Linked DNA regions of Homo sapiens: all the other regions are linked to region 1. Evidence: chromatin loops called from intact Hi-C (ENCODE). Cell type or tissue: heart right ventricle. All regions are shown on one strand. Links, peaks and the distances in the headings refer to the core of each region. The heading gives the core; the rest is flanking DNA. Region 1 overlaps FAIM2 (Fas apoptotic inhibitory molecule 2). Region 2 holds the start of LOC124902930 (a long non-coding RNA gene). Region 3 holds the start of AQP5 (aquaporin 5). Region 4 overlaps AQP2 (aquaporin 2). Region 5 overlaps ASIC1 (acid sensing ion channel subunit 1). Region 6 overlaps ASIC1 (acid sensing ion channel subunit 1).

Evidence for each region. A loop is a pair of places that touch in the nucleus more often than their neighbours do. Peaks named below come from ENCODE experiments on the same cell type or tissue, not always from the same donor. Only the 100,000 strongest peaks of a DNase experiment are listed, where the experiment ranks them.
Region 2: a loop joins it to region 1, with 12 times the contacts of the local background. A loop is called at or near these places in 50 of 110 quality-filtered maps.
Region 3: it touches region 1 in a loop (5-fold over the local background); 51 of 110 quality-filtered maps call a loop at or near these places.
Region 4: a loop joins it to region 1, with 2.3 times the contacts of the local background. A loop is called at or near these places in 71 of 110 quality-filtered maps.
Region 5: a loop joins it to region 1, with 4 times the contacts of the local background. A loop is called at or near these places in 83 of 110 quality-filtered maps.
Region 6: a loop joins it to region 1, with 5 times the contacts of the local background. A loop is called at or near these places in 45 of 110 quality-filtered maps.

What each region holds. Positions count from the first base shown.
Region 1 is chr12:49,864,207-49,868,873 of GRCh38, forward strand. It overlaps FAIM2 (Fas apoptotic inhibitory molecule 2), which reads right to left. Exons shown (of 12, transcript NM_012306.4): 12 at 2,690-4,667. Among named protein-coding and RNA genes, the nearest start is that of BCDIN3D, 23 kb to the left of the region's middle. In heart right ventricle, for the core only: a CTCF peak has its summit at 3,084 (motif pointing right); DNase peaks (open chromatin) are centred at 3,085 and 4,429; H3K27ac peaks cover 845 bases; H3K27me3 peaks cover 1,414 bases.
Region 2 is chr12:49,943,371-49,948,177 of GRCh38, forward strand. It overlaps LOC124902930 (a long non-coding RNA gene), which reads right to left and starts at 2,337. Exons shown (of 2, transcript XR_007063302.1): 1 at 2,255-2,337. LOC105369763 (a long non-coding RNA gene) reads left to right here. Exons shown (of 5, transcript XR_944948.3): 2 at 79-1,109; 3 at 1,592-1,659; 4 at 2,018-2,945; 5 at 3,138-3,553. RefSeq lists enhancers at 1,629-2,505, 2,236-2,530, 2,506-3,381 and a silencer at 2,169-2,409. In heart right ventricle, for the core only: a CTCF peak has its summit at 2,366 (motif pointing right); a DNase peak (open chromatin) is centred at 2,371; H3K4me3 peaks cover 569 bases; H3K27ac peaks cover 1,035 bases.
Region 3 is chr12:49,960,929-49,965,735 of GRCh38, forward strand. AQP5 (aquaporin 5) reads left to right here and starts at 944. Exons shown (of 4, transcript NM_001651.4): 1 at 944-1,452; 2 at 2,564-2,728; 3 at 3,164-3,247; 4 at 4,064-4,754. The coding sequence starts at 1,090. The coding sequence ends at 4,249. AQP5-AS1 (AQP5 and AQP2 antisense RNA 2) reads right to left here and starts at 1,855. Exons shown (of 3, transcript NR_110591.1): 1 at 1,739-1,855. It overlaps LOC105369764 (a long non-coding RNA gene), which reads right to left. Exons shown (of 3, transcript XR_001749143.2): 2 at 4,755-4,807; 3 at 3,574-3,991. In heart right ventricle, for the core only: no CTCF peak of the experiment used is centred there; a DNase peak (open chromatin) is centred at 2,253; H3K4me3 peaks cover 417 bases; H3K27ac peaks cover 421 bases; H3K27me3 peaks cover 1,024 bases.
Region 4 is chr12:49,952,444-49,957,250 of GRCh38, forward strand. AQP2 (aquaporin 2) reads left to right here. Exons shown (of 4, transcript NM_000486.6): 2 at 1,712-1,876; 3 at 2,187-2,267; 4 at 2,956-4,807. The coding sequence ends at 3,165. All of the region lies in intron 1 of AQP5-AS1 (AQP5 and AQP2 antisense RNA 2), which reads right to left. Among named protein-coding and RNA genes, the nearest start is that of AQP2, 4.1 kb to the left of the region's middle. In heart right ventricle, for the core only: no CTCF peak of the experiment used is centred there; no DNase peak of the experiment used is centred there; H3K27me3 peaks cover 3,216 bases.
Region 5 is chr12:50,060,773-50,064,772 of GRCh38, forward strand. All of the region lies in intron 3 of ASIC1 (acid sensing ion channel subunit 1), which reads left to right. Among named protein-coding and RNA genes, the nearest start is that of ASIC1, 5.2 kb to the left of the region's middle. In heart right ventricle, for the core only: no CTCF peak of the experiment used is centred there; no DNase peak of the experiment used is centred there.
Region 6 is chr12:50,073,233-50,078,039 of GRCh38, forward strand. ASIC1 (acid sensing ion channel subunit 1) reads left to right here. Exons shown (of 12, transcript NM_001095.4): 4 at 3,981-4,131; 5 at 4,768-4,807. Among named protein-coding and RNA genes, the nearest start is that of SMARCD1, 9.7 kb to the right of the region's middle. RefSeq lists enhancers at 1,837-2,106, 2,127-2,226, 2,357-2,406. In heart right ventricle, for the core only: a CTCF peak has its summit at 2,125 (motif pointing right); a DNase peak (open chromatin) is centred at 2,129.

The DNA.
Region 1 (4,667 bases), core at 668-4,667:
CCTGTTCCAGGCATCTGTTGCTGCATAGCAAATGACTTCAAGCTTAGTGGCATAAAACCACAACCATTTTATTATTCTCACGGATTCTGTGGATTAGGAATTTGGATAGGGCATGGAGGAGATGGATTTTTAATGCTCCATGAGGTCTTGGACCTCAACCAGGAAGACTGGGTGCACAGGAGCTGGAACAGCTGAAGTTGGAGAATCCACTTCCAGGATGGTTCTTCCTGCCTACAGCTGCCAGCCTGGCAGGCGTGGCTGGGAGGCTGGCTCAGCTGGGTCTCTTGGCTGGAGCACCACACGTGGCCTCTCTGGCATGGCAGCCTCGGGAAATTTGACTTCTTACATAGTGGCTCAGGAGAAAAAGAAGCCAACAGGGGGACAGCAGTGATGCGGGACAGGCGAGACTCACTCCTTTTGGCAGGGTTTCCCCAGATAAAGCAAGCAGAGAGTGTGGAGGGGAGTGGAGGATGAGAAGCTGGGAAGAAAGCATCTTAGCCATCCGTGGTGTGTGTGTGTGCGCACACACGCATGTGCATGTGTGTGTGTGCAGGCACACACACAAAATCTGTGAGGGCAAACAGGTTTGCTGGGAGTAGCCAGACTTGAGTAAAGACAGATGGTATAAGTGAGCTGGATGAGGTTGCTCAGCTCTGGGATTTCTCCAGTCTCACTGGGGGCTGGGTACTGTATGTGAAGACTGTCCCATGGGTGGGGGATGCGTACAGAGGCCACCACGGGGCAGTAGCAGCCAGAAGAGAATGAATGGTGTAAAGGGTTGAATAGGGGCCCCCTCAAGAGAGATATGTCCAAGTTCTAAACCCCTGTACCTGTGAATGTGACCTTTTTTGGAAATAGGATCTTTTTCCAAATAAAGATCTTGAGATGAGATCATCCTAGATTTATTGTAAGCCTTAAATCCAGAGACAGGTATCCTTCTAGGAGGACGGAGAGGGAGCTTCAAGACACAGAGACACAGAGGAGAAGGCCATATGAAGATGGAGGCAGAGACTGGAGGCGCCATTGCCAAGCAACACTGCGGATCACCTGCAGCTGCCAGAGGCTTGGAAAGTGCTTGCCACAGGCCCTCCCTCAGAGCCTCCAGCAGGAACCCACCCTGCTGACACCTTGGCTTCAGGCTTCCAGCCTCCACAGCTGTGGTGAAATGAATCACTGTTGTTTTGAGCCACCCAGTTTGTGGCAATTTGTATGGCAGTCCTAGGAAAGCTAACAGGCAGTCCAGGTAAGAATGGGTGGTGAGGCAGAAGGGATCTGGAGGCAGGGGGTGGCAAGGGGGCCCAGCGTGTACCCCAACCTAGACCATTCATCCCTTCCATCACACCAGCCCCTGCCCCTCAACATTTTGCACACTTTGAGCCCTGATCCAGGGATCTTCCCTTTCCCCGGCGACACGGCTCAGCACTGCTTCCCCGGTGGGGCTGCATCTTCTCAGGACCCACGGCTGCACGGTCTCGAGCCACAGTGCCTGGTTTCTCTCTTGCACCACCGTTGGTATCTTCTCCCTGTCCTATCTCTCACAATCTGTGGAAGTGCTTTGTATGCAGTGAGCGCTTAATAAAAGTCACTTTTCTCTCCTCAGAGTCCTCTAACTCTTGCCCCAGCCACTTTCCCTACTCCAGCTGAATTTGTGTCCTAACCTTGTCAGAGACAAGGATAACGTCCCCCATGGCTCCAGTGTGATGGCGTTCCCTCCCCTCCCACACAGCGCCCTGGCCCCACATTCCCCACAGGAGCTTGTGGGGTGATCATTAACCCATGCGCCTCCTGACCCCACTTCCAGTCGTTAATTTGTGCGTAAACTTGGACAAATCGCTGCACCCTCTGCTCCTTAGTTTCCTCTCAGGTAAAATAAGAGGGTTGGAGTAGACACATTCACCTATGCATTCCTCCATTCGCTAGTAAGTTGTTTACTGAGACCGTGCGTCATAACTCTGCCTTCAAGGAGCTTTGGTTCTGTAGGGTTGTTGTTTTGTTTTGTTTTTTTTAAGACGGAGTCTTGCTCTGTCGCCCAGGCTGGAGTGAAGTGGTGTAAGCTTGGCTCACTGCAACCTCCGCCTCCTGGGTTCAAGCGATTCTCGTCTCAGTCTCTTGAGTAGCTGGGATTACAGGTGTGCGCCACTACGCCCAGCTAATTTTTGTGTTTTTAGTAGAGACAGGGTTTCACCATGTTGGCCAGGCTGGTCTCGAACTCCTGACCTCAGGTGATCTACCCACCTCGGCCTCCTAAAGTGCTGGGATTACAGGCGTGAGCCACTGAGCCCAGCCAAGGTTCTGTGGTTTTAAAGCTGCCGCTCTGGACAATCTGTCCAGATGCAACCCAGGCATTCCTTCCTTCTGTGTACCTTTTAGGAAGCAGATTTTGGCTCAAAATAAGAAAGACCCTTCTACCAGAACGGCCCACAAACGGACAGGCTTCCACAGAAAGGGGTGAGCCCCTGTTCCGGAGGAGACTCTGGGATTGCTTCTAACTCCGGGATCCTGAGAGCCTCCGTAAAGGGTTTATTGAGCAGGAGAACCAATTTAACCCTGTCCACATGAAAATAAACATGGAGATTTACTTCAAACTCAGCAGCTCTGGTGAGAAGGCTCTCACACAGGTCCGGGTTTGACCCACACAGACTCCACGACCATCTGAGGCAACCAGCACACGGCAGACGAGGGAAACAACTCAGGTGTCACAATTGCTTTTATTTTTATCTCCAGTCAGTCACAGACCCCAGGAAGGTGAGGTCAGGGAAGGGAACAGGTGCGGACACTGGGGAACTTGCAGGAGCTAAGGCCAGTGGACAGCAGGAGTGTCGGGGGTGTGGCAGCTGGCCTGGGTCCCTGGAGCTGTGTCTGCCCTCAGGGACTCAGGAGAACGGCTCAGGGAGGGCTTGGGAGGGGGTACACTGTGTCCGAGAGATGCAACCATCGTTCGGCAAAAGAAAACAGCGGTGGCTGATGAGAAGACAGGTCTGGGGAGGTCTGAGGAGAGCTCGGGCCAGATCCTGCCCCCAACCTCCAGCCACATGGGCCCTCGGTGACTCTCCCAAACCAGGCCCTGCGTTTCCTCAAGCAGCCACTGGAGGGCAGCAAAGTGCTTATGCAAAAATCCCACCCCGCCCAGGAGAGCAGCCAGGACACCTGGGACTTGGCTTCAGGTGGGCCAGGGAAGGAGGCAAGGAGCCTTTTGGAAAATGGGTGTCTGTCCCATCCTGACTCCCTCGGAAGGAAGAGTAGGGAATGGAAGAACTAAGATTCCGGGGCTTCCCCAGGTGATACCGAAGGAGCCATAGGTGTGCCCGGGAATGAGTCCCAGACTCGTGTGTGCCTCCCGGGCCCCCATCTGCAGCTTCCAGAAGAGGACTTCAGTGGGAGACCCCTCAACTCACATTCCGGACAGTCAGATTCCTGGCTGCCTCCAGCTTTACAAAATCCAGCCCACCCCTTCCTGGGCCCAGCCCCACCCAGGCCAAAAATGTGAAGGGCCTGCAGACTCCCTTCCTCCTTTACAGCTTGTGACACCTGCTCAGCTGCGGTTTCCTTAATCTTGCATTCCTGTTCCCCTGCCCTTCCTACTTCTGACGCCTCTCCTGGTGTTTCAGGATTCCTCACTGCCTGGATTGGAGATGGAACGCATAGACTTTGGCCCTGACCCTGCTGCCTACACTGTGGTACCTGCCACCCCCCCTCAGGACCCAGAGTAGGAGGCTGCGGCATCTTCTGCCCGGCTTCCCCAGCTCTGCAAAGAAGCCATTTCTCAAATGGCTGTGATGCGTGTGTGACACTGTTTATTGCCGAGGACCTGTCCCTCCTCCCCCAAGCTTTTGGCACTCAGCCCTGAATAAGCTTCTAAATCCCCAGTTTCTGCAGTAACTTATCCCAGGGAGAGGAGAACTTGGACAAGTAGATTCTAGGAAGCATGACCAAGGCTATCTGACAGTGGCAGGAGAGTGGGGTGCTGGGGCTAACCCTCTGGAACTGAGGCCAGAGATGAGGAGAGGAAACTGAGGGGCCCGGAGGAGAGGAGGTGGAGGAGGGTGGGAACCGGGTGAGAAAGTCAGTGGAGAGAAATGTTCTGGTGCCTCTCCCGCCCTATCCTGGCTATGAACTTCCATGTGGCAGATGGAAAAACTGAATTCCAGACAGCAAGAAACCCTCACCTAATAGCAGGAGCCCGCTGGCAGTGAGGCTAGGAACCAGAAACCAGAAATCTTGCCTCCCAGCTCTTGTCTGGAAGATAGAAACCTCAGAGTGCAAAATCTGGCGAGGGGTTTCAGGAAAGACGGGAGGCCGGGTGGCACTGAGGACAAGAAATCCCCAGGACATCAGGGCCTGACCACCCACCTCTCTGCGCTCTCATGTGGTCTCATTCCGGCCCCCACCCAGGCCCAGGGGCAAGCGTGATACCCTGTTTGCTTGAGGCAGCTGTGGGTCTGAACCCCAGGCCCGCCACTCGCTAGCCGTATGACCTGGGACTCATTACCGAGCCTTTCTGAGCACCTCGGCTTTTCCCTCTGCTACGGACATGAGCAGAGCGCTGTCTCTGGAGGATCACTGCGATGGATTAATTTAGACCAGCACACAGTGGGCATCTCACCCGTGCCCCCAATGCCTTTGCTGCACACACACCACCCGCCAGTTCTTGGCTCCTTTTCTCTTCA
Region 2 (4,807 bases), core at 435-4,434, 79 kb after region 1:
TAATTTCCACCCCCTTCTCTGGTAATGACTCTGGTGCGGCCTGGCCCTGGCAGTCACAGCTCCTCTCTCTCCCTATAGGGCTGAAACAGACACCAGCTCTCCAGGACCAGCTGGTAAGAGCTTCTCCACTGCCCCCGAGCCCTGACAGGAGGACTCCCACAGTGTGCATGGAAGCCCAGGGAGCTCGGGGGCTACAGAGGCACCATTGGCTCTGGAGCCTGCAGCCCAGACAGCCCCCTCCAGATGTAATGGGGGAAGGAGCCAGGGACTGGGAGGAATTCAGAGGTCAGAGGAGGAGCAGTATCAGGAGATACTGCCCTCCTGCAACTCCTCCTCCCAGCTGCTCTCCCCTCCTGCTAGTGCCCACAATGGCTCCCAGCTGCCTCCTATAAGGAAGCTTTATTAGCCTGCAGCCTGTACTCCTCCACGCAGCAGAGCTGACAGGACCCCATTAGTCAGCTTATTCAACCCTTCCCCTGGTGCACAAACCCTTGCCAAGCTTTTCTGGCATTTTGCTCAGCCTGCTTGGACCCTCCAAGCAGGTAGGAACTCACTGTTTCACAAAGCAGTGTTATTAGAAAGGTTTCCCTGACCCTAGCCCCCCACATCTAATCTTTCTCAAATGTGGGCAGACTTGTTCCTGGCCCCTTCTCATTCCACCAGTGCACACATGCACATGCTCCCTCTCTCCATCCAAGCTCCAGGAATCAACCTCTACCCTGAACCAGGTCCCTGAGGACCACCACGTGGCTGCAACACAGCAGGTGTGGGGCAGGGCACAAGTGGGCTTAAGGGGGGTATAAGGGCTGGCAGTTTGCTCATTGATTCACTCAACAAACATGTACTGAGCACCTCTAAAGGGCCAGGGCCTGTGCTAGGCACTGCGGTGCCATGGTGAGCAAATCCAGAAATGGACCCTGCCCTCTAGGAGTTCACAGTCCAGAGGAGAAGCCCGATGCTGAACAGAGAATCACATCCGTGAGCAACACAAAAGGCAAGGCAAACCCTGGGCAGATGCCCCCGGGACTGTGTGTTATGGGCCTACAGGAAGCCTCTCCCAATGAAAAAGCAATTTTTCAGCCAGAACCTCCACCAGTGTCTTTCAAACTGTGAGTGGCAACCCATTTGTGGGTCATAAAATCAATTTAGTAGTTGTGACCTGAATTACTTGTTAGTGAAATAGAGAGGAATTTACAACATCACACTTAGGAAATACTGTTTTGTGAAATGTTAGTTTCAGTTATCTATCTATCTATCTGTCTGTCTGAGAGATCATGTTTATTAGTTAAGATATTAAATGTATTTCTTACTGCAGGTCTCAATCAAAAACCTCTGAAAGCCACTGGCCTAGAGTTAGAGGAAGAGTTAGCCATGAGAAATGGTGGTGACACAGGTTCCAAAAGAAGAAACAATAGGTATCAGGCTCAGAGATGAAAGGGCTAGAAGGAGGACACACCAAGTTCAAGGTCTGGCCTTTCTCGAGGGCAGTGGGGAGCCATGGGAGGTTAGCAAGATCCCATCTTCTTCATCCCTGGGCCTCACCCCATGGGCAGGAGGGAAATGGCAGGAAGTTGTCTTTGTGTCTCCCCAGGAGCCTGGACCTGTGGCCTTCCCTGCCTCCACCTGGGCCTCAACCGTCACGACCACCTGGCCTTTGAGGTAGGGTTTGGAGAAGGAAGTCAGCCTATTATCAGGAGAAGGCTTGAATTTCTATATTCATAGCTTGTTTCTGTCACTTACTAGCCTTGTGATCATGGGCAACTTGTCTAATCTCTGTCCCTCAGTTTCCTCCTTTGTAAAATAGGTCTCATAGAACTCATCCCCAAAAGTCCTTGTGAAGATTTAGTTTGTAAGCCAGATGTCTGCAGACCTCCAGTAAAAGAATATGTTTTTGGTATTAGTATGTATGTCCCAAATATTGCTTGGAATATGCTTATACAAACAAAAATCATTTGTTTTTTATCTGAAATTCAAATTTACCTGGATGTCCTGTATTTTATCTGGAAACCCTACACAGAAATCAAATGGCTCACGCTGTGTCTCAGAGCTGCAACGATCCAACGCCCTCCATCCTTCAGAGGCTGTCTGAGTCCGGGGACACAACTCCCACCCTCCTCTCCTGCCAGCCGCGGCCCGTGGCTGCTCTCTTCACTTCGTCCCGCTTCGCCCCGACTGTGGATCTACCCGCTCCCTTCTCCCTCAGTCCCCAAAGCACCAGACTCACAGGCCTGCTGTGTGACCCACTTTTACCGACCTTTCGGGGAGAGTAGAGGGCATTTGTGACTCAGCTCAGAGCAGGAAACACATCTCACGTCAACTGTCAGACAGCGCTGCTCCGAATCCCATCACAGTGCTCCAGCAGGGGGCGTCCTCACCGGCCGCGGCCACAGCCACGGCTCAACCCGGCCTAGCTCCCAGACACCCTCCTTCCACCGCCTGTTTTCCACCGTCCCCGCCTGCTCTTTCAAGCCAGCAGCAAACAACACCCTAATCCGTGTCTTTATTATTCAAAGACCTTAAGCACTCTTTCCCACCTCGTTCCCATCTTGATTATTTCAGGGAATGAATTAGGGATTCACCTTTACAATCAAAAAAGTTCTCTCAAAGCCAGGCTACTGGAGTTCTAATTCTGCCTTCCCACTTTTACTAGCTGTGAAATCTCAGGAAAGTTACTTAACCTCTCTCTGTCTCATTTTCCTCATCTTTAAAAAACAGGATGATAATATTTAGCTCCTAAGATGGTTGTGAGGATTTAAGTGAGCTGATATATCCAAGAATGTCTAGAACAGCGCGTGGCAGAATGGGCATTGCATATGGGTTTAATCTTGTAACTGCCATGTTTCACCAATTCTAAGGTGTATCTCGTTTCTCATCATAAGAGCTCTTCCGCTCGTGTGGCAGCTGGGAGTGGCCGTCATTGCCTGCGCATACCTAAACTTGGTCAGGTGAGTTCCGTGCCTTCAGCTTAATTGCTGTTTAAAATGTCTTCAAAAAGGTTACACTGTGGTTTAGCATTTAAACCCAGTTACTGTGTATGCAGAAAGGCGGGCAAACAGAAGAGTGTAGCAAGAATTTTATATTAGTGAAGCAGTTATCATTGAAGAATGACCACAGTTTCATATTTTCTTGCAAAACAGCAGCCAAGTGTTTTGTGAGACCTAAGAAAGGAAGAGCCCCATAAGTAAATGGAACTGTTGTGTTGTTTTATTACCGAGAAAAGGGCAGAATGATTGCTAGTCACACGTGAAGCAAGAAAACCCCGGCAATAAAGCTTGCAGAATGAGTGGCTGAGGCTTGAAAATAAATGGTGGAAACAATAGTGGACAATCTTTTAAAGAATGGCACATTGCCAATGCTCCTGATGGCACAGAAGGTGACACCATGCAGAAAATCAAGGCTCTGAGTCAAAGAGGGTTTCAGAAAAATTGGACTCTGAATGTGAAGAAATCTGGGGACTATTTTAGCCAATTTGTTTTGCCTATAATTTCCTTTTATGCATGCAAAAGAGCAATTCTGACTTTAAAGACTGATATCTAAATAAATCTAAAATATCTTTTTTGTGTGTGTGTCTGTGATACAGTGTCTCGCCCTTTCACCCAGGCTGGAGTGCAGTAGTGCAATCTCAGCTCACTGCAACTTCTGCCTCCCAGTCTCAAGCAATCCTCCCACATCAGCCGGACTACAGGTGCACACCACCATGCCTAGCTAATTTTTTGTGAGTATTTTTTGTAAAGATAGGGTTTCACCATGTTGCCAGACTGGTCTCAAACTCCTGGGCTCAAGTGATCCGCCCACCTTGGCCTCTCAAAGTGCTGGGATTACAGGCATGAGCCACCAAGCCCAGCCTATAAAATACGCATAACATAAAATTTACCATCTTAACTTTTTTTTTTTTTTTGAGACGGATTTTCGCTCTTGTTGCCCAGGCTGGAGTGCAGTGGCATGATCTCAGCTCACTGCAACCTCCACCTCCTGGGTTCAAGTGATTCTCCTGCCTCAGCCTCCGAGTAGCTGGGATTACAGGCATGTGCCACCACACCCAGCTAATTTTGTATTTTTAGTAGAGATGGTGTTTCTCCATGTTGGTCAGGCTGGTCTCAAACTTCCGACCTCAGGTGATCCACCCACCTCGGCCTCCCAAAGTGCTGGGATTACAGGCGTGAGCCACCACGCCTGGCCCTCATCTTAACCATTTTTAAGTGCACAGTTCAGTGGCATTAAGCACATTCACATTGCTGTGAATTCATCAGCAATTTTTGTCATGTTCTAATTAATAGTGCATGATAGATGCATAGACTTCCTAAGAAACAGTGTAGTGGCCATTGTAGAAAAAATGCAGCCATCCCTGCAGGTGAGCAGAGCTGCCAGCCAGAAGCACAGCCAAGCCCCGCCAGCTTTGATGAGAACACCTTCTTCCTCCCTGGCATGAAGGGAAAGTCAAATGCAAACACAGGCATGAGCCGTGTCATCGTTGGCCCCTTCCCCTCCTCCCAGACTAGGGGCCAGATCAGAATGTGAGTCCTGACTACTATTGTAAGCTGTGCGGCAGGTCATACTCTCTCTGGAATTCATGTTCTCATCATGGAAACTGAAATCCACAGGCAAGATGATCTCTAAGATCCCATTAGCTTCTAAATGTATGATTGTGTAACTGAACAACCACACAAGACACACACCACAAACATATGCAAATTCGGGTTGGGTCTTTGTGGGCTCCAAGGAGAAGCTGTCACACCTATCCTGGTGTATTGGGAAGCAAGAGATTTTTACCCGACTGGGTTAGGAGTGGTTCTTCCCAGAATCAAGG
Region 3 (4,807 bases), core at 375-4,374, 96 kb after region 1:
GTCTTAGATCCAGGGTGAGGGGCTTCTAGCAGGAAGAGGGAAGACGCCAAGACCGCGCTTGGGAGGTCAGTGGTGCGTCTCTACCCCCCCTGCTCCCCCACTCCAACTCCCAGAGTCTCAAGGCCTCACGTCACACCCCCGTCCCGTCCCGTCGACAAGGGGAACCCCGGCCTGGGAGAGGGCGCCTCCGGGGATCCGTTGCCTAGTCCAGGTACTGCCCAGCTACCGGGCGTCGAGGATTGCGAAGCGTCGGGGCAGGCTGGCACGGTGCCCACTTTTCCCAAAACGCCAGCCTTCCAAGCCCAGAAGCTCGCCCGGCCCAGGCCGGGAGCGGCCCACGTCGGACGGCCGGACCGCCCTGCAGGACCCAGCCCGGCCGCCCGCCCCCGCCGCCGGCGGTGAGGGAGGTGAGCGGCGCCGACCTGCGGGACGAGCATCACTCCGACCCAGCCGGGGGTGAGGCGGGTCAGGATGCTCCGGTCGCAGGAGGAAAAGGAGGAGCTGGACCAAAAGCCCGAAGAGAAGAAAAGGGGAAGGCCGCGCACGGAGCGCGGTAAAGGCCGGCGGAGCTAGACGCCCCGAGGTCGGAGTGAAGCGCCGGGACCGAGCCCCGTCTCCCAGGGAGTCCGGGGCGCACGGCACCGAGGAGAGCGCGGGAGCCAACCTGGGCGCATCATGCGCAGGGCCCGGGACGCTGGGCCGGTCTACACCGCCGCCTGGGTCACGTGGCCCGGACGGGCCGGCGGCTGCCCCGGCCGGGGGGCGGGGGTCGCGCCGGGGTTGCGCTGGACGACGGAGAGCGGCGGGCCCGCAGCGGCCTGGAGCCTCCCAACCCGCGCGCCGCGCTGGCCCCCGAGCGTAGGAGCCGCCCCCTGCCCCCCCGCGCCGGCCCCGCGCCCGGCCGCCCGCCCCCTATATAGCGCGCCCCAGCAGGGCCCGCGCCAGGCCGCCAGCCTCGGAGTGGGCGCGGGACAGTGCGCGGCGCCCCGCAGCCAGGCCCCCGCCCCCGCCGCATCCACCTCCTCCGCCGCCTGCGACCCAACGGGCGCCCCCCGCCGCGGCAGCTGCCGCCGGGCCCCCGCGGCCACCATGAAGAAGGAGGTGTGCTCCGTGGCCTTCCTCAAGGCCGTGTTCGCAGAGTTCTTGGCCACCCTCATCTTCGTCTTCTTTGGCCTGGGCTCGGCCCTCAAGTGGCCGTCGGCGCTGCCTACCATCCTGCAGATCGCGCTGGCGTTTGGCCTGGCCATAGGCACGCTGGCCCAGGCCCTGGGACCCGTGAGCGGCGGCCACATCAACCCCGCCATCACCCTGGCCCTCTTGGTGGGCAACCAGATCTCGCTGCTCCGGGCTTTCTTCTACGTGGCGGCCCAGCTGGTGGGCGCCATTGCCGGGGCTGGCATCCTCTACGGTGTGGCACCGCTCAATGCCCGGGGCAATCTGGCCGTCAACGCGGTGAGTGCCCTGGGGGGGGGGTGGGAGCCTCGACCCTGGGGTGGGCTCAGGACCAGGCCTCTTACCCCACCTGGAAAAAAGGGGTGCCGCAGAGTGGGCCAGCCCACACCCTTCACCAGGAAGGCAAGAGCCTCCCAAGGCCAGGAAGGCAACTCTCCAGGCTGATATGTGCTCCCTTCCTGCCCACCTCCTCTCCCCCTCCCCTCATGCTGGCCCACCCTGGTCTCTCTCCAATGCCTGCTACCCCTCCTCTCCTGCCAGAAACTTCTGCCTCCTCCTGTCTCACCTTTGAGCTCCACCTTCCTCCTGGGCCCCTCACCTCTCCCATCACCTCAGTGGAGCGGTTGAGTAGAACCACCAGAGAAAAGCGGGCTGTCATCACGGCTTTGGGTGACCCTGGCCTGTCTGTGCTTCATTGTTCTCAGCGCCTCCATGGGGATGGTTGTGTCTGCCACAGCAGGTGTCAAGGGGCTCACATTTAGAAACCGTAGATAGGAACCCCCTAATGTGGGGCCAGTGCAGAGCAGTTTCTGTTGAGTATTGGTTCCCTCTTTCCCCAACCTGTGCTCCTCCCCTCAACCCCGCACCCCTGCCTCCCTCCCACCTCCTGCAGCCCCAGAGTCAGCCCCCAACCCCATGCAAACTGGGTTCATTAATCAAACACAGAGGAGGATTTGCTTGGCCATTGTCAAGCTGTGAGTCAGCCGCACTGGAGAGACGGGTTTAAGGCTGGCACTGGCATGGGGCCAGGCACGGGCAGGAGGCCGGGATGGGGTGTGAGGCAGGCAAACCGGGCAGCTGCCCACAGGATGGAGGGTAAATGCCAGCTTATGGGGGCTGGGGGTTGGGCAGAGCCATTGATAGGCCCGTGTCCAGGAAAAGCTACCCTGACGCTCTGCCCTTTGGCCACAGGCCTGAGCTTCAAGCCTGTGCAAACTATGAAATGTACAGTGTCTTTAACAAATGGCTTCGCTGGGGCGATGTCCACAGGACTTGGCTTCCAGGTGCCAAGGTGCTCTAAGTGTCCCTGGAGGCCAAAAGCCCTACTCCCCGAGCCCCTGGCTATACAGCCAGAAGGTGGCCGGGGTCCTAACCCGCTATCCCCTTGCAGCTCAACAACAACACAACGCAGGGCCAGGCCATGGTGGTGGAGCTGATTCTGACCTTCCAGCTGGCACTCTGCATCTTCGCCTCCACTGACTCCCGCCGCACCAGCCCTGTGGGCTCCCCAGCCCTGTCCATTGGCCTGTCTGTCACCCTGGGCCACCTTGTCGGAGTGAGCAGTACCGACATTGGGCTGGGGTGAGGGTGGGGCAGGCACTCAAGGCAAATAATGGAGCCCTGGAGCGGAGCCCACTTCAGATGGATGAGTCCAGCAGAGTTTAAGGCCTGGATTTAGGGCTCCTGGACTCTGGCCCTACTGGGCCCCAGAATTGATCCCCCCAAAACCTCTGGGCTGAGGAAAGATGGGAGTAAGTAGGAGGTGGGATGGGACAGGAATCAAACCCAACCTCAGAGCAGAGAAGAGAGGAGGGCGTAGTTAAGGGTCCATGGTTAACCAAGCAGCTGGGATCCTTGGAGGGAGAGGTTGCCAGCCTGAGTTTGAGACCTGGCTGAGCCCCTGGACTGCAGTGTAACCTTGAGAGAGTCCAGATTCTGTGGGAGTGGACCAGGATGTTGCCTTTCTCTCCACCGCCCTGTCTCTATCCAGATCTACTTCACTGGCTGCTCCATGAACCCAGCCCGCTCTTTTGGCCCTGCGGTGGTCATGAATCGGTTCAGCCCCGCTCACTGGGTGAGTCTGTCCCTTCCCCTGGCTCCCTGGAGATGAGGGCCTGGAGACCCAGCAGTGGCAGCTCAGAGCTCACCAGACCTGGATTCTGTGGGTCTAGAGCTTGGGGGTGGGCCACGGAGTGGTGGCTGACAGAGAAAGGGACACAGTAGGGGATGGGATTCAGCTAGAGGGGCAGAGGTGGCTTTGTATGGCCTGAACCGCTGGGGACAGGGAGTCTGAGTATCTATCCGCTTATGGAAGAGGCTCTACTGAACCTGGAGGTGCAGAGGGGCTCTGTGTCAATTCCCTTGAGGATTTGGTGTCCGTCCCCCTCGGTGTCTGCGTGCTGGTCCTCTCTGATGTTTTATTTATCTGTCCCTGTTGAGGGGGTTGGGAGAGTCTTCCTGTGGGTCTGTCCCTGTGGACAGTCTGTCTGCCCCCCCTTTGGAAGCTCATGGTCACTCTCTCCAGGGTCTGCTTCTATCCCTGCGTGGAGGGGACACGCGCTCTGTTCATCCGTCTCTCTGAGGACCCACGTGTCCCCTCTGAAGGTTTATTTGCTTCTCTTTCCGGTGTGGTTGGAGGGAGCCTGTCCCTCTGGGAATCTGTTTGCCTTCTTTGAGGGTCTAGGTGTCTGTGGTCCATGTCTCTGTCCCTGGGAGTGGTGTGTCAGTATATTCGTCCCCGAGGTGGGAGGAAGTCTTTCTCCCTGAAGGTCTGGAAGTCTGCATGTCTGTCTCCTCTCAGGGTCCGTGGGTCTGTCCTCTGTGGGGTGGGGGGCATGTGGTCTTCAAGGTCTGGGGCTCAGCGCCCTGACTCCTGCCCTGTCTCCACCAGGTTTTCTGGGTAGGGCCCATCGTGGGGGCGGTCCTGGCTGCCATCCTTTACTTCTACCTGCTCTTCCCCAACTCCCTGAGCCTGAGTGAGCGTGTGGCCATCATCAAAGGCACGTATGAGCCTGACGAGGACTGGGAGGAGCAGCGGGAAGAGCGGAAGAAGACCATGGAGCTGACCACCCGCTGACCAGTGTCAGGCAGGGGCCAGCCCCTCAGCCCCTGAGCCAAGGGGGAAAAGAAGAAAAAGTACCTAACACAAGCTTCCTTTTTGCACAACCGGTCCTCTTGGCTGAGGAGGAGGAGCTGGTCACCCTGGCTGCACAGTTAGAGAGGGGAGAAGGAACCCATGATGGGACTCCTGGGGTAGGGGCCAGGGGCTGGGGTCTGCTGGGGACAGGTCTCTCTGGGACAGACCTCAGAGATTGTGAATGCAGTGCCAAGCTCACAGGCTGCAAGGGCCAGGCCAGAAAAGGGCGGGCCTGCAGCCTGCACCCCCCACCTTCCCCAACCCTTCCTCAAGAGCTGAAGGGATCCCAGCCCCTAGGTGGGCAGAGGCAGACCCTCCCCAGAGCTCCTTAGGAAGAAGACAGACTGGTTCATTGAATGCCGCCTTATTTATTTCTGGTGAGGATGCATGCGTGGGGCTGCTGGTGTTTAGAGTGGGGGCTACCCAATAAATCACTGATACTCACGTTCCACCTCTGTCTCTCCTCAGAGTGCCTTGAGACACTCTGGCCCATTGCCT
Region 4 (4,807 bases), core at 316-4,315, 88 kb after region 1:
GGCCAGGGGCCAAGGAAAGGCTAGGTGGGCAAGCAGAGGAGTGGGCTCATTTCCTCTGAGAACAAAATTAGTTCAGTTTGCAGCAAGAAGAGGTCCAGTTAGACTGAAAAAGGAACTTCCTGAGAGCATGACCAGGAAGTCCTTCTCTAATAGCAGGGCACTGGGAGTGAAAGGCCATGGGAAACATGCAGTCCTCCTCCTCCATCATTTCACAACTGACTGGGGCCCTCAGAAGAGAAAGGTCTGGGAGGGCTCCTCCATGCCACTTCTCAGCATTTACCACCTTGAGGACCTGGGGAGAACCCTGCCTGGATGGAATGGGGCAGTGGTGGGACCAACTTGCTCTGAGGCTAAGGAGAGCCAGATGACCCTCAAGACAATCCCAAGTGTCCTTTGAGGACACTGAGAGCCAGCCTGGCCACCAGGAAGTTAATCATTGACATGCACCTGCCCTGTGCCAGGCCAGCTATCATCTCATCATTGGTACAACGCTATAAGGGAAATTCTGTGGTTCCCCCTATGGTGAGTGGCAAATTGAGGCTCAACAGCAATTGATCAAAGTCACAGAACCAATATGTCATTTCTAGTCCTCCCACAGTCCTCCAGAATCCATTTTCTTATCCCATTTCACAGAAGGAGAAACTGAGGCCAAATTAAGTAGTCCCATGGCAAGTCAGAGGCCTCCAAAGTGTCTGCTTCCAAAGCTCTTTTCACTGTCCTCTAGAGACTCTGCATTGGACAACAATAGGAGGGATTGAGGTTAGACCCTAGAGAGACCCAAGGGTTCTGACCTGATGTCTCGGACCCAGGGGTGGGGGTTCAGGGCCTGGAGAAAGAGCGTGGGAGCTGAGAGCTGTCACTGTTCCACCCAGTGCAGTGCCCAGCCCCAGAAGGCAGGGTGTAGGGTACAGGGTGACAAAACCCAAGGAGAAATCCAGTGCTGGGTGCGGCCCAGTTATGAAATCACCTCTTTACTCAGCCCCGAGTTCTCTCCTTACCCAAGGCAGGGTCTGCTGAGACCATGGGCAGCCTACATGGGTGTGGAGGCATTGTCCAACACAGCTCCAGGGCCCTTACCCCAACCTCCATAGGATGTGCAGGGAGCAAACTAACAGGGCAAACCTGAGGCCTGAAAGGCAGTGGGGAATAGACAAGGGTTAGGGAAAGAGGTAGATTCCGGACTCATAGCGGAAAGGGGCACACTAGGACTGTCCCCCAGACCCAAGTCCCTAGACCCTGTCTCTGGGAGCCATTTAACCTCAGGAAGAAAGACCACAGGCCTCTCATTGCACCAAGGTCTGATGGTCTACAGACAGAGGAAGGTCTTCCTGCTAACCGGCCCAAAGCTTCCTGAGGCAGTTGAAACCTCTTCCCTTCTTGTTCTTTGGGAAACAGAAATTCCGGATCTCAGCATTCTTTTCCTCTCATACTGCAGGCTCCCAGCCTCAGGCCCCAATCTAATGGGCTACAGAGTCAGTTTTGCTACCTCTGGCGGGGGGACCATGGGCATCCTGGGGGATCAGGGGCTGCCTTTGGGCCAGGGCCCAGGAAGAAGGGATCAGTCGTTGCAGCTAAGGCGTCTGGCAAGCCCAGGTGTTCCGGCTCCCAGCCCAGAGGCCCCCTGGTGCCTCGACTGCAGGTGGACAGGAAGATGGAGCCAGAGAGGAAAGTGGGCTCAGTGTTCCCCTACCCGCCTCTTCTCTGTCCCCAGCTCAGCAACAGCACGACGGCTGGCCAGGCGGTGACTGTGGAGCTCTTCCTGACACTGCAGCTGGTGCTCTGCATCTTCGCCTCCACCGATGAGCGCCGCGGAGAGAACCCGGGCACCCCTGCTCTCTCCATAGGCTTCTCTGTGGCCCTGGGCCACCTCCTTGGGGTAGGTCATGGCCATGGGTTCCAGCCTCCCTGGAGGAACAGACACACAGACCACTCCAGAGACAGACACAGAGACCCCAAGAGGGACACATACACAGAACTCTCAAGAGGAACAGACACCCCAGAGGTTTGACTCCTAGATACCCCAGAGGGACAGATATCACTCCAGCCCATCTGTAAATAAAACGTGATGTTAATTGTCCATCACGTGGGTTCCCTTTAGGCTGAGGTCAAGCACTGCAGTGCGGGACAAGGACTTCCTGCCCTGTCCTCACCTCCCTTCTCTCTTTGATGCCCTCCTCCCACTGCAGATCCATTACACCGGCTGCTCTATGAATCCTGCCCGCTCCCTGGCTCCAGCTGTCGTCACTGGCAAATTTGATGACCACTGGGTAATGGCTGAAACCCCCTGCCCTCCCCTTCTCTAGAAACCCATTTTAGAGGGAGAACAAGAGCTGGAATAGCATGGGATGGGGGCTCAGCAGCGGTACCCCAAACCCTCCACACTCCTCCTGGTCCTGGGGAGCCTTGGGTTCCACCCCTCAGATCTGATGCCAAAGACTCAGTTTCCACGTCTGTGAATGAGGATGACAACAGCTTACCTCACTGGCTTCTTGGGAACAGTAAGTGAGGTTACCGGTGTAACCCAGATAATGCAGTGTCTGGCACTTAGAACTCTATAAGTGGTAGTATTTAGCACTTATCTGGTGCTTAGTATGTGGTGAGCCTTGTTCTGAGTGCTTTGCAAACATTAACTCAGTTTTCACAACCACCCCAGGAGGTAGACATTCTTAGAGTGAAAGGCACAGAGAGGGTAAGTAACTTGTTGAAGTGCACACAGCACTTAAGTGGTGGAATCAGGACACACACAGGCAGTGGCTTCAGAATTCGCACCCTTAACCCCGCACTGACAAGGCTTCCCCAGCAGCTGGCGTTGTCGTTGTAATTACATAAATAAGCATTTTACTAGATTAATGTCGGGGAGGAGAGGTGCGGCCGCAGAGTGTGCCGCCGGGGCCTGCGGGCTCCGCGTGCCGGTGCCGGCGCGGGTGCCAAGCCGCCCTCTCCGCTCGCCCCCAGGTCTTCTGGATCGGACCCCTGGTGGGCGCCATCCTGGGCTCCCTCCTCTACAACTACGTGCTGTTTCCGCCAGCCAAGAGCCTGTCGGAGCGCCTGGCAGTGCTGAAGGGCCTGGAGCCGGACACCGATTGGGAGGAGCGCGAGGTGCGACGGCGGCAGTCGGTGGAGCTGCACTCGCCGCAGAGCCTGCCACGGGGTACCAAGGCCTGAGGGCCGCCAGCGGCCTCTACGGCCCCGACGGACGCTTGTGAGGCCCGAGGCAGAAGGGCCCACCCCGTCCCTCCTCTCCCGCAGGTCTGAAGTTGGCCCCCCAGCGCAGAGTAGCTGCTTCCTGGACGTGCGCGCCCAGGCCAGTGCTGTGAGCAGGCGGGGAGGAGGCTGCCGGAGGGAGCCCTGAGCCTGGCAGGTCCCCTGCCCTGAGGCTGTGAGCAGCTAGTGGTGGCTTCTCCAGCCTTTTTCAGGGAACTGGGAACTTAGGGGACTGAGCTGGGGAGGGAGGCAGGTGGGTGGTAAGAGGGAAACTCTGGAGAGCCTGCACCCAGGTACTGAGTGGGGAGTGTACAGACCCCTGCCTTGGGGGTTCCGGGAATGATGCAACTGGTTTTACTAGTGTGCAAGTGTGTTCATCCCCAAGTTCTCTTTTGTCCTCACATGCAGAGTTGTGCATGCCCCTGAGTGTGAACAGGTTTGCCTACGTTGGTGCAAGTGTGCATGGCTGGGGACTTCTCACTTCCCCTTGCACCCCTTCCTCCCCAACCTGCAATAAATCCGCTTCTCCTGCAGTGGATGAGTGTGGGTGCCAGTCCTCCTCAGGAGAAGGGGAAGGGAAGGAGGCCACTTTGAGAGGGCTGAAGGGAGGGCCTTGATTTCCAGCCGCAATCTGGCTCCTCCTGGAAAATTTCCCCCACCTGCAGCGCTGGGCCCCAAGGCTTGCCAAGACTCATTGCTGGAGGTAGAGAGGTGTCAACCAGAGAACAGCTCCCCTAGACATGGCCTCTGGAAAAAGGAAATCTTTGGTGGCCAAAGATTTCCTTTCTGTGGTGAGGGAGAACCTCTCCAAAGAGGAAGCAGGCATATGAGTGCGCACGCCTTCACGTGTGTGTATGCTGTGTGTGCCCGGGACCCCCGTCTCCAGGGGTGCCCCAGACCCAGAGATTAGCCTCCCACTTCGGCGCAGAAAACAAAAGCCCTTTGTGGGACCCGGGCCTTTGTCTTGGGTGAGGGGAGATTTGCACCTAGACACTTCTTGAAAGGAGACACTCAGTTTCACAAGTGAGCCCTCTTGCCCAGCACACACCTATGGCTGGCTGGGCAAGGCGCTCAGGCATGCAACCATGGGCACCAGGCAATACCCATCCATCACCCATCTCACTCTCCCCAGTCCTCAGGCAGCAGCTTTTCCACCCCAGGAATCTCTGTTCCTTCTCTGTCTGCCTCTCCACAGCCCGTGATCCCCTGCTTCTGGCTCCTACCACTGGACAGTCATTGTGGATAGAGCAGCCTGCTGCTCTCAGGACCAGAGAAGGGAAATGACTTCTCCAGGCAGAGGCAGATCTGAGTCTAGAACCCAGGCTTCTAAATTTCTAGGCCAGTACTACTGCTCTCAAAAGAGATTAACTGGGATTAAGTGAGATGACGCATGTAAAGATGCTGTGTAAACTGTAATTCTTAATACCATTATCACGCATTACTAGAATCATTTCATTATTTCTGCTTCCTGGGGGAAGGATGCAGAAGGAGTCTGATGCTCAACATCCCTTACCTCCTTTCGTTGATGGCCAAAGCAAAGGAGAGTCCTGGGAGCCCACAAGATCCAGGCAGAAGGAGATGGGTTTGGGGCTGGCCCCATCCT
Region 5 (4,000 bases), core at 1-4,000, 200 kb after region 1:
ATTCCTGAGGGTTAAGACCTGGACCCAGATGGCAAAGAGACCAGAGGCTCCAGAGCCATGCAGGAACAATAACACCAAATGAATGGACAATGCTTGTAACTCTTTCAAATGCTTTCTAGGCTCCCCTCAATCCCCTTGATACATAATCACATTACCTCTGTTTTACAAATGCACGAAACTGAGACACAGGCAGAATGATTTACCCAAGCTCACACAGTTAGTGACAGGTGACAGGTTCAGGATTAGAACTCATGTCTTGTTAAGCTGAAAATGTCCTTTACTCTTTTAATTAATATTGTGGACCCTGGGGTTATTGTGTCCACTTCAAATTCTTGCCAGTCTTTTCCAGGACCCTTTGCTCTCCATGCCTACTCAGCTCTTGGATTCTCTTCCTTCTTCCTGCCTATTTTCTCCCCGCTTGCTTGCTTCCTCCTGCAGTATGGGAATATGAACTGTATTTGTGCAGAAAGGATGGCACCATAGTCATGCTTAGTGTTTCTAGCTGTGCAAGACCTCCCAATATCCTTAAGCCTTGCTCTGCAGACCAGTTTCACTGGCCTTTGTCAATCCTGCTGGACAAAGTTCACATGACTGCACTCTTTGCTGAGCCAAGCTGATGGGGAGCTTAGCCAAGATGCAAGAACCACTTCCTTCCCTCTCTTACTGCTTCATAACAGGAGAGTCCTGGATTCCCCAGAGCTTGAGACCAGAGGGTTTGCAGTCTCACAAGTGATGCTCCCAAGAGTAACAGGACTGTAGGTGAAGGTGGAAGCAAAAGCCAGAGCCGCCTCCCTCCAACACACCCAACACACAAGCAGGAGGGACCCGTGAGAAAGATGGAGAAAACGTATTTGTTTGAGTGGTTTGTAGTGTTGGATGAGGGAGAGAAGTGCTTGGCTCAATCTGAGGAGGTGCTAAGATATAAATTTGGGCACAGTTAGTCCATAGAAAGTATTCAGTTGAGGCTCCATCTGTCCATCATGTCCAGAAAGATTCCAAGTGGTGATGCTAAGATAACATTTGGTTGATGGTAATGGAGACACTGAGATGTGATTGGTCCATGCTGTCTGAGGGGACCATTCTAAGTAGTCAGATGGAGATGTGATTGGCTCACAAAGTTCTGGAGCAGTCTGAATTATTCCTCTTACTCAGGGGTAAAGACACACAGGCTAGCACCCTGCAGCCCCAGCTGTGCCCCTTCTTGCTTCTGGGTTGTCAGGGAAGACCAGGTTTTTGCTGTTTTGCAGCCCATGTCAAAGACCTGACCCTGAATTTTGCTGGACTCAAACCTCTCACTCCTCCCTCTGCTCTCTTCAGTTGGTTTCATTGCCAGCCCCTCTCCATGTCAAGAGCTCTACCCATAGGGATGTTCCCACACAGATGGGCGTCTGGCTGGAGTCCATGTCTGACACCTCCCCGGTGGAGAAGGGCCTGGCAGTCTCTCTCCTCCAGCTCCCCAGTCCTAAGGGCTCCCACACTCCTTGCCTGATACTCCATGCTCTCCCTTCTCTCCTCAGTCTTGTGATTAACATCCTTGCCATTCTCTGCTAGGCCAAGAGGTGTGTTGGGAGTGTGTCTCTAGCCCTGGGCAGATGTAGCACTGACAGGAAACACCTGTCTATAGGGTCGATCTAAGGGAGACCATCTTGGCATCTTCTGCAGCCTTCAGAGCAGAGGTTCTTCACTGAGGAAAGAAGGTAGTCAGGGAAGAGAGGCTTTGTGGTTAGGGCTTTGCTTGCTCTTTCAGTAGCTCAGGAAGAAGCTGCTGGGCCCCATCCAACAGGATTGCTGTGGGATACCACCCCCCACTGTCCAAGACCTTGCTCAATGCTTTTGCAAAGTATAGCGTGCGGGGGCACGTGTGGACTCTTTTGTAGATTTCTAAGGGCAACCCTCTTCTCAACAATAAGAACCCTGTTTCTCAAGGCTGGTTGGGGGAGGCATAAGAAGACAATTCAGGGAGGCTACTCTGGTCACTCAAAGACCCCAGCTCCCCTGATGAGGATCTGCAGTAACAGGCATTTCTCCAGATGTGCTCCTGGATCTAGCTCAACCCCAGGGAATAGTTGGTGGTCACAAAGCATTTGGCCAGGGTCCATCCCCCAGGTGTGGCTGAGTCAGCTTGGGAGGGTGGGGGTGAATATGGGGAGCCTGAGCTGAATCTGGGAGAGACTGGTTTGGAAATCCTTCGGGACTGAAGAGGGAGAAGGGCAGGGCAGGGAGTATCCCCACAGCAACCTGGCTGGGAAGGTTTCAATAGCTGCCTCCTGAGCAACCACAGTGACCCAACCACAAGGCCCCCTCTTCCCGGCCACCTCCTTTTCTTCCTGGTAGGGTGTGTTGTTGCCAAGACAATGGGGTCCATGGCTCCTCTCTCCTGCCCCACCTTGAGGCCAGCCAGGCCAAGGCAGGGCAGGGATTCCATGGAGGGGGGCTGGGGTGCAGCTGTCTGCTGGTGTCTGGGTGGGGGCCAGAGAAGTGAGCACAGTCGCAGCTGGTGCCATCCTCCAGCTGCACCTTATCTGTCCCTGGCAGTGGGAGCAGCTGATGTGGCCAGAATGCTGAGCAGCAGCAAGGGGAGGGGGCTGGCAGATGGTCACCCAGTCTGCCCTATGCCACCCCCTCCTCCGCTGAGACCTAGACCCTTTGCCTAGCGGAGAGAGAAGCAGGAATTCATTTCTGGGGCCTGGAAGAGAAGGAAGAGGAGGACAGAGTGGAAATGCTGGGGTGGACATGTGGTGTGACTCATAATCTCTCTCAGGAGGGTGAAATTGGGGGACAGGAATCCCTGGGAGGGGTCCACAGGAGTCCTTCTCAGGACCCTGGATTGGAGACCAGAATCTCCCAGGGAAGAGGTGGAGTGAATGGGGATGAGCACAGAAGCCTCCCCTGCAATCCACTGCTAGGTTCTGAAGGGGCCCGGGCATCCCCTGGAGCACCTAGGGAAGTAAGATGCTGCAATGAGAGGTGGCTGTGGGCGCCTGATCCTGGGACCCAAAGTGGGGAGAGAGAAGTCATCTTAAAGCAGGAGAGCCAGGGATGGCAGTGCCCAGCAAGAGCCAGGACTAGCATGGAGTTTATTCATCCCTAGGGCTCACCCCTCATCCCCACACCCCATGCTGCCCCATAGAAGCTCAGACCAGAAGTCCCTTGGGAGGGCCTGACCTTACTACTGGGGTCTGCACCCTCCAGCTAGGCAGGGAGTGGAGGGGCTGCTGAAGGGAAAGGCTGCCCAGACTGCCATGCAGACAGGGGAAGGGGAATCTTGGGCAGCCCCACCCAGAGGCCTGGTGGTCTTCATGGGTGGGAAGGGGGAACATGCACAGATTGCAGAGGGATAGAAGAGGCCGACCTGGAGACAGTAACTTTAGAGGAGGGGTTCATGGGGTTCATGAACTTTGGGGGAAGGGTTCCTGCCCTAGGGGTTCATGGCTACCACCTCCTGCCTTATCCTTCTCATCTGTCCCTCTCTCCTAGGAAGTGCCTAAACTGAACACAGGTGGGTGGAGAGAGGAGATGGGAGCAGAGCCCATTGCAGTTGCAGGAATCCAGTGGGTGGTCCCTGGGTTGGGGTCTCAGATGTCTCCTTTTGCCTCTCTCTCAGACACAGATACACACAAACATCCTTCAGGTAGCCCAATTTCCTCTCTCACCTCTTCCCCTTCTCCCCAGACCCCAGCCATTTCTGACTCCATCCCTCTCTCAGACAGCTATCAGCTAAGAACTACTCTAAGCTAATTGACCTGGGGGCTGTTGGCTAAAGCAATAGGGAATTCAGTAACTAAGTGCCTCTGGGGGCCAAGCCTGGAAGTGGAGGGCTGGGGAGGAGCACCTCTAAGTCTTGGGACTTTGTCACTGCCCAGCTGGTGGAGAACTCCTGGATATGGCCACTGCATGCCCAGTGTGTCCTGGAGGCAGAAGGGCAGGCCCACAGAGAGGCTTGGAATGTTCTGCTGTGGATGGAGGTTGCTTCTGAGTGTGTTTCAGTTTTGTGGAAAGT
Region 6 (4,807 bases), core at 326-4,325, 210 kb after region 1:
CAGGGTTTCCACTCTGTCCTAAACCCTCTCTGTGCTGCCGGAGCTGGTGACAGGAAAGGGGCTCCAGCCCCCTGCTCTCCATCAGCCTCCCTTTCCCACTGCCATCAATTATTCATCAGCCCAGACACCCGCCCTCCCTGGCAGGGCAGGCTGGTCCTCCTCCCATGCCCCGCCCCAGCCACACTGCCACAGAGGCCCTGGTGAGGAAGGACGGCCAGCTGGGCTGAGATACCTGGCTGACGGGCTGGGTGGCTGGCTCTGCCGGACTCTGCCTGGAGTCACATCGCCTTCCCCTCTGGCACCTTCCCCCTTCCTCCTGCAAATCCCTGGCACCAGGAAGCCCCTGGAGAAAATGCCCATCCAGATCTTCTGCTCCATGTCATTCTCCTCTGGAGAGGAAGCCCCAGGGCCCTTGGGAGATATTTGGGGTCCCCACCACCATCAGCAGCAGCAGGACATCTCAGAATCGGAAGAGGAGGAAGAAGAGAAGGAAAAGGAGGCAGTGAGGAAGGAGGCCAGTGAGGGGCATTCACCCATGGACTTGGTGGCCTTTGCCAACAGCTGCACCCTCCATGGCACCAACCACATTTTTGTGGAGGGGGGTCCAGGGCCAAGGCAGGTGCTGTGGGCGGTGGCCTTTGTCCTGGCACTGGGTGCCTTCCTGTGCCAGGTAGGGGACCGCGTTGCTTATTACCTCAGCTACCCACACGTGACCCTTCTAAACGAAGTGGCCACCACGGAGCTGGCCTTCCCGGCAGTCACCCTCTGCAACACTAATGCTGTGCGGCTGTCCCAGCTCAGCTACCCTGACTTGCTTTATTTGGCCCCCATGCTGGGACTGGATGAAAGTGATGACCCCGGGGTGCCCCTCGCTCCACCGGGCCCTGAGGCCTTCTCTGGGGAGCCCTTTAACCTGCACCGCTTCTACAATCGCTCCTGCCACCGGCTGGAGGACATGCTGCTCTATTGCTCCTACCAAGGGGGACCCTGCGGCCCTCACAACTTCTCAGTGGTGAGTGGAGCCCCATGCCTGCCACAGTACCCCAAGAGTGTCTGCCATGGCTGTCCCTGACTGTCACCTCCTGGGGTTGGGGCTGGGGCTGGGGCTGGGGCTGATGACTGTGCTGCCCCCTACCTCATCTGGCTGACACAGGCCAGAGCTCACCCAGGAGTCCGGGGCCTGGAGCTGGGCTGGTATTCCCAGGTCCACACCAGTGCTGCTTTTCCTGTTAGAATCTTGAAACACGTCTGTCTTAGTTGGTATTTTGCTGCTGCCTCCCAACATGTCCTCCAGCTTTACCTGCCCTTCTCAAGACTTCCTCATGGTCCAGCAGGGCCCGGGACCTTGCTCCATCTGTGAGGTCAACCTTTGATCTGTTGGTGGACGCCAGTGCCTGGCCAGTTGTTCACTATTTTGACTAGCACCCATGGACTGAAGCTGGGGTGGGTGCTGCCTGGTCTCTGGTGGTACAAGAGAAGGGAGTGAAAGGGTGACAGTAGAGGGGTGGGGATATCCCCCAACCCCACCCCACCATGGCCCTTGTCAGCATCTCCTGCAGCAGGGACTTCATTGCATCTTCACTTGGTCTTCCTGTGCCCTCCTATGGACGCCCCACCCCCACCAGCTCTGTGTGTGTGTGTGTGTGTGTGTGTGTGTGTGTGTGTGTGTGTGTGTCTGAGGGTAAATAACAGGTCTCTAAATCATATCCCTCTCCCCAGCTTTAAGTGGCCAGGGACCCTCTTCCTAGGGGAAGCTCTCACTGGGAACTGTCCTTCTGCTTGGCCCCCCACCCAGGGGTCCAGGGCTTTCCCTGCTGGGGGGCCACCTGGTACCCCACTGTCTCTCCTAAGTTCATCTTCCAGGTCTGTCTGGCCTGACTGCTCTCCTGCCCCACCAGCTCCCAGATGCCAGGCCTTCCCTGCCCCACACACCCATCCCTCAGTCCTCCACCCCCTCCCTAGCGTAGGGGCAGGGGGTGTCATCATACCCGTGCATCATGGGATGACTGCAGGCATACAGGGGCCTGGGGGTTTGGGCCACTGGGCCTCAGGCCAGGAGCCATAGGAATGTGTCTACCTCTGGGCCCGAGAGTAGAGCAGACAGTTCTCACCCAGGCCCACCAGGTGGCAGCAGCAATCCACTGTACAGCAGCCCTGTCCTCTGAACCGGCGCAAGACAGGGCTGCTAGCCGGCCTCAGACACCTCTAATCCCATACAACTCCGGATGGAGTGTAGGCATGGGCATATGTCCAGCCTGGAGCCTGTGGCTGGGTGCCGCAAGACCTGGTCATGGGGCTGGGGACTAGGAGCCCTTGGAGTTCTCTCTTTGCCTCATCTCTGGACCTCACCCACAAAGTGGGGAGAGCAGTATGTCTCCTCTTCTGGAGGTCAATGGAGGAGGCTGTTCTAGGAAGGGGGAAGGGGGCAAAGACCGTATTCCCTAGTAACCTACTGCCATTGCTGCTCCAGTCTGGCCTGAAACTCTTTTGTCTCTCCCCTGCTCTGGGCTGTATTGACTCACCTTATGACCTGTTTTGTGGACTTTGTCACCATCCAGCAGTAGTAAAAGCACAGCCACCCCAACTTGGGGACATTCAAGGAGGCTGTGGGGAAAAGGCCAAGGATAACTGGTTTACTTTTCTCTTTGCAGCTTTTTAATCAGCACTGTGACCAGGGCTGCACTGGGGCATGGAGTGGGGAGAAGACTGGGGAGACAGCCCCTGGGGCTGAGATATCTTCTGAGGCCCTCCTAGTTTTGCAAAAGCATTAACGCACACACCATGCCCTGGGGGCTCAGTCCCAAGTGCTGGAAGAAGAGGTGCTGGTGCTTGGTTGAGTGTGGTCCTTGGCATGGCAACTGGGTCTACTTTCAGGTTCTGCTGATAATGGGATAATGGAATAATGATGGACCCAAGGGGCTAGGGGCTGAATGAAACCAAAAAACTGAGTTTGGCTGGGCACGGTGGCTCATGCCTGTAATCCCAACACTTTGGGAGGCTGAGGCAGGTGGATCACCTGAGGTCAGGAGTTTGAGACCAGCCTGGCCAACAGGGTGAAACCCCATCTCTACTAAAAATACAAAAATTAGCCGGGTGTGATGTTGTGCACTTGTAATCCCAGCTACTTGGGAGGCTGAGGCAGGAGAATCACTTGAGCCCAGGAGGCGGAAGTTGCAGTGAGCTGAGATCGCACCACTGCACTCCAGCCTGGGCAACAGAGCAAGACTCCATCCCAAAAAAAAAAAACTGAGTTTGGGTCTTGGGGAAAGCAGAATTTCAGATTCCCAGAGTGAAATCTAGGAGAAGAGAAGATATGTCTTGGAGGGCCTCAGGAGCTTGGGCCTGAGGAAAGTGTCCCAAGGAGGGGCCGTGTTAGGATCCTGGTGATGAAAATGTATATGTCAGGGTCCTGGCAGGAAAAAGACAGCTACTTGATGATTTAATTGAAGACTTTAACAAAGGGACTGCTGACAGAGCTGGGGGCAGGGTTAAGGAAACCAATAAGGGGGACTGAGGCAGTGAGCAGTACTAGGAAATCGTTATCACTTCTAGGCTGAAGAAGCACAAAAGAAGACAGTGCTCTGTAGGGAGCCCTGGCAGGATCTGTAATCATGGAGGGCCTAAGGCACTACTAGAGCTACAGAGGGGCGAGGGCTGGGGAAGGATTCATACCCCAATCTTTCCTCCTGCCTTCTGAGCCATTACCAATACCTCCCAACTGTCAACCCCAACTAGAAGCCCATGCAGGTGGCAAAGGAGCTCAGGCGATGCACCCTACCAGGAACAGTTTTCCAGGGCACACAGAGGGCAAGAAAGGGTGAGAAACAGGTGGGAGAGGGGAGCAAATGGAGAATGGGCTGCACGGGAGGAACCATTCCCAAAGGGTGTTGAGATTCCAACAGCTGGGGTGGCTAGGAACAGCCCTTGGTGAGTAGAGGGTGCTGGCAGGACTCTTAGGCTCTCCACTCTGCCCTCGCCAGGTCTTCACACGCTATGGAAAGTGCTACACGTTCAACTCGGGCCGAGATGGGCGGCCGCGGCTGAAGACCATGAAGGGTGGGACGGGCAATGGGCTGGAAATCATGCTGGACATCCAGCAGGACGAGTACCTGCCTGTGTGGGGGGAGACTGGTACGTCACCCACTTCAGGGGCCCCTCTGCATGGCTCTAGGCCCCAGCCTCTGCCAGGGGATTCCTGGGCTTCACTGTGAGACCTGGGCAGGGCCCGGGCTTTCCCCTCTCCCTCCAGCATCTCACCATCTCTATCACTGACTCTACCTGACTTCCACACTCACATCTCTCTGGCTCCCACTTCCTGGTTCAGTTACTCTCCAAGGTAACCAGCCATCCTCTTCCATCAACGCCGCCGCCACTCTATAAATAACTCCCTCTCTTCTCGGGCTGCCTGCCTGTCTGGTCTCGGGGGGCCTTGGGGCAGAGAGAGATGGGGGAAAAGGGAAAAAGGGAGTGGGAGAAATGGAGAGCATCTGAAACAGTGACACTCTGGGAGAAAGTATTTGAAACATCAAGATGCAGAGCAGAAGCCAGGTAAGAAAAGAAGTGTGTAGGATACAGGGGTCATCGGAGCAGCTCAGAGCTGGTAAACCCAGAAGGAGGCTAGGGGGTGGGCTAGGACCCTATAGACTTCCCCCACCCCAGCCCCAGTGCACCCTATGCTTATTTCCAGGAGAGGTAGGATGCCCCCAGGTCTGAGGGGTGTTAGGGAGTCAGGAGCCCTCCCAACCCACACACTCCTCATTCCCCTAGACGAGACGTCCTTCGAAGCAGGCATCAAAGTGCAGATCCA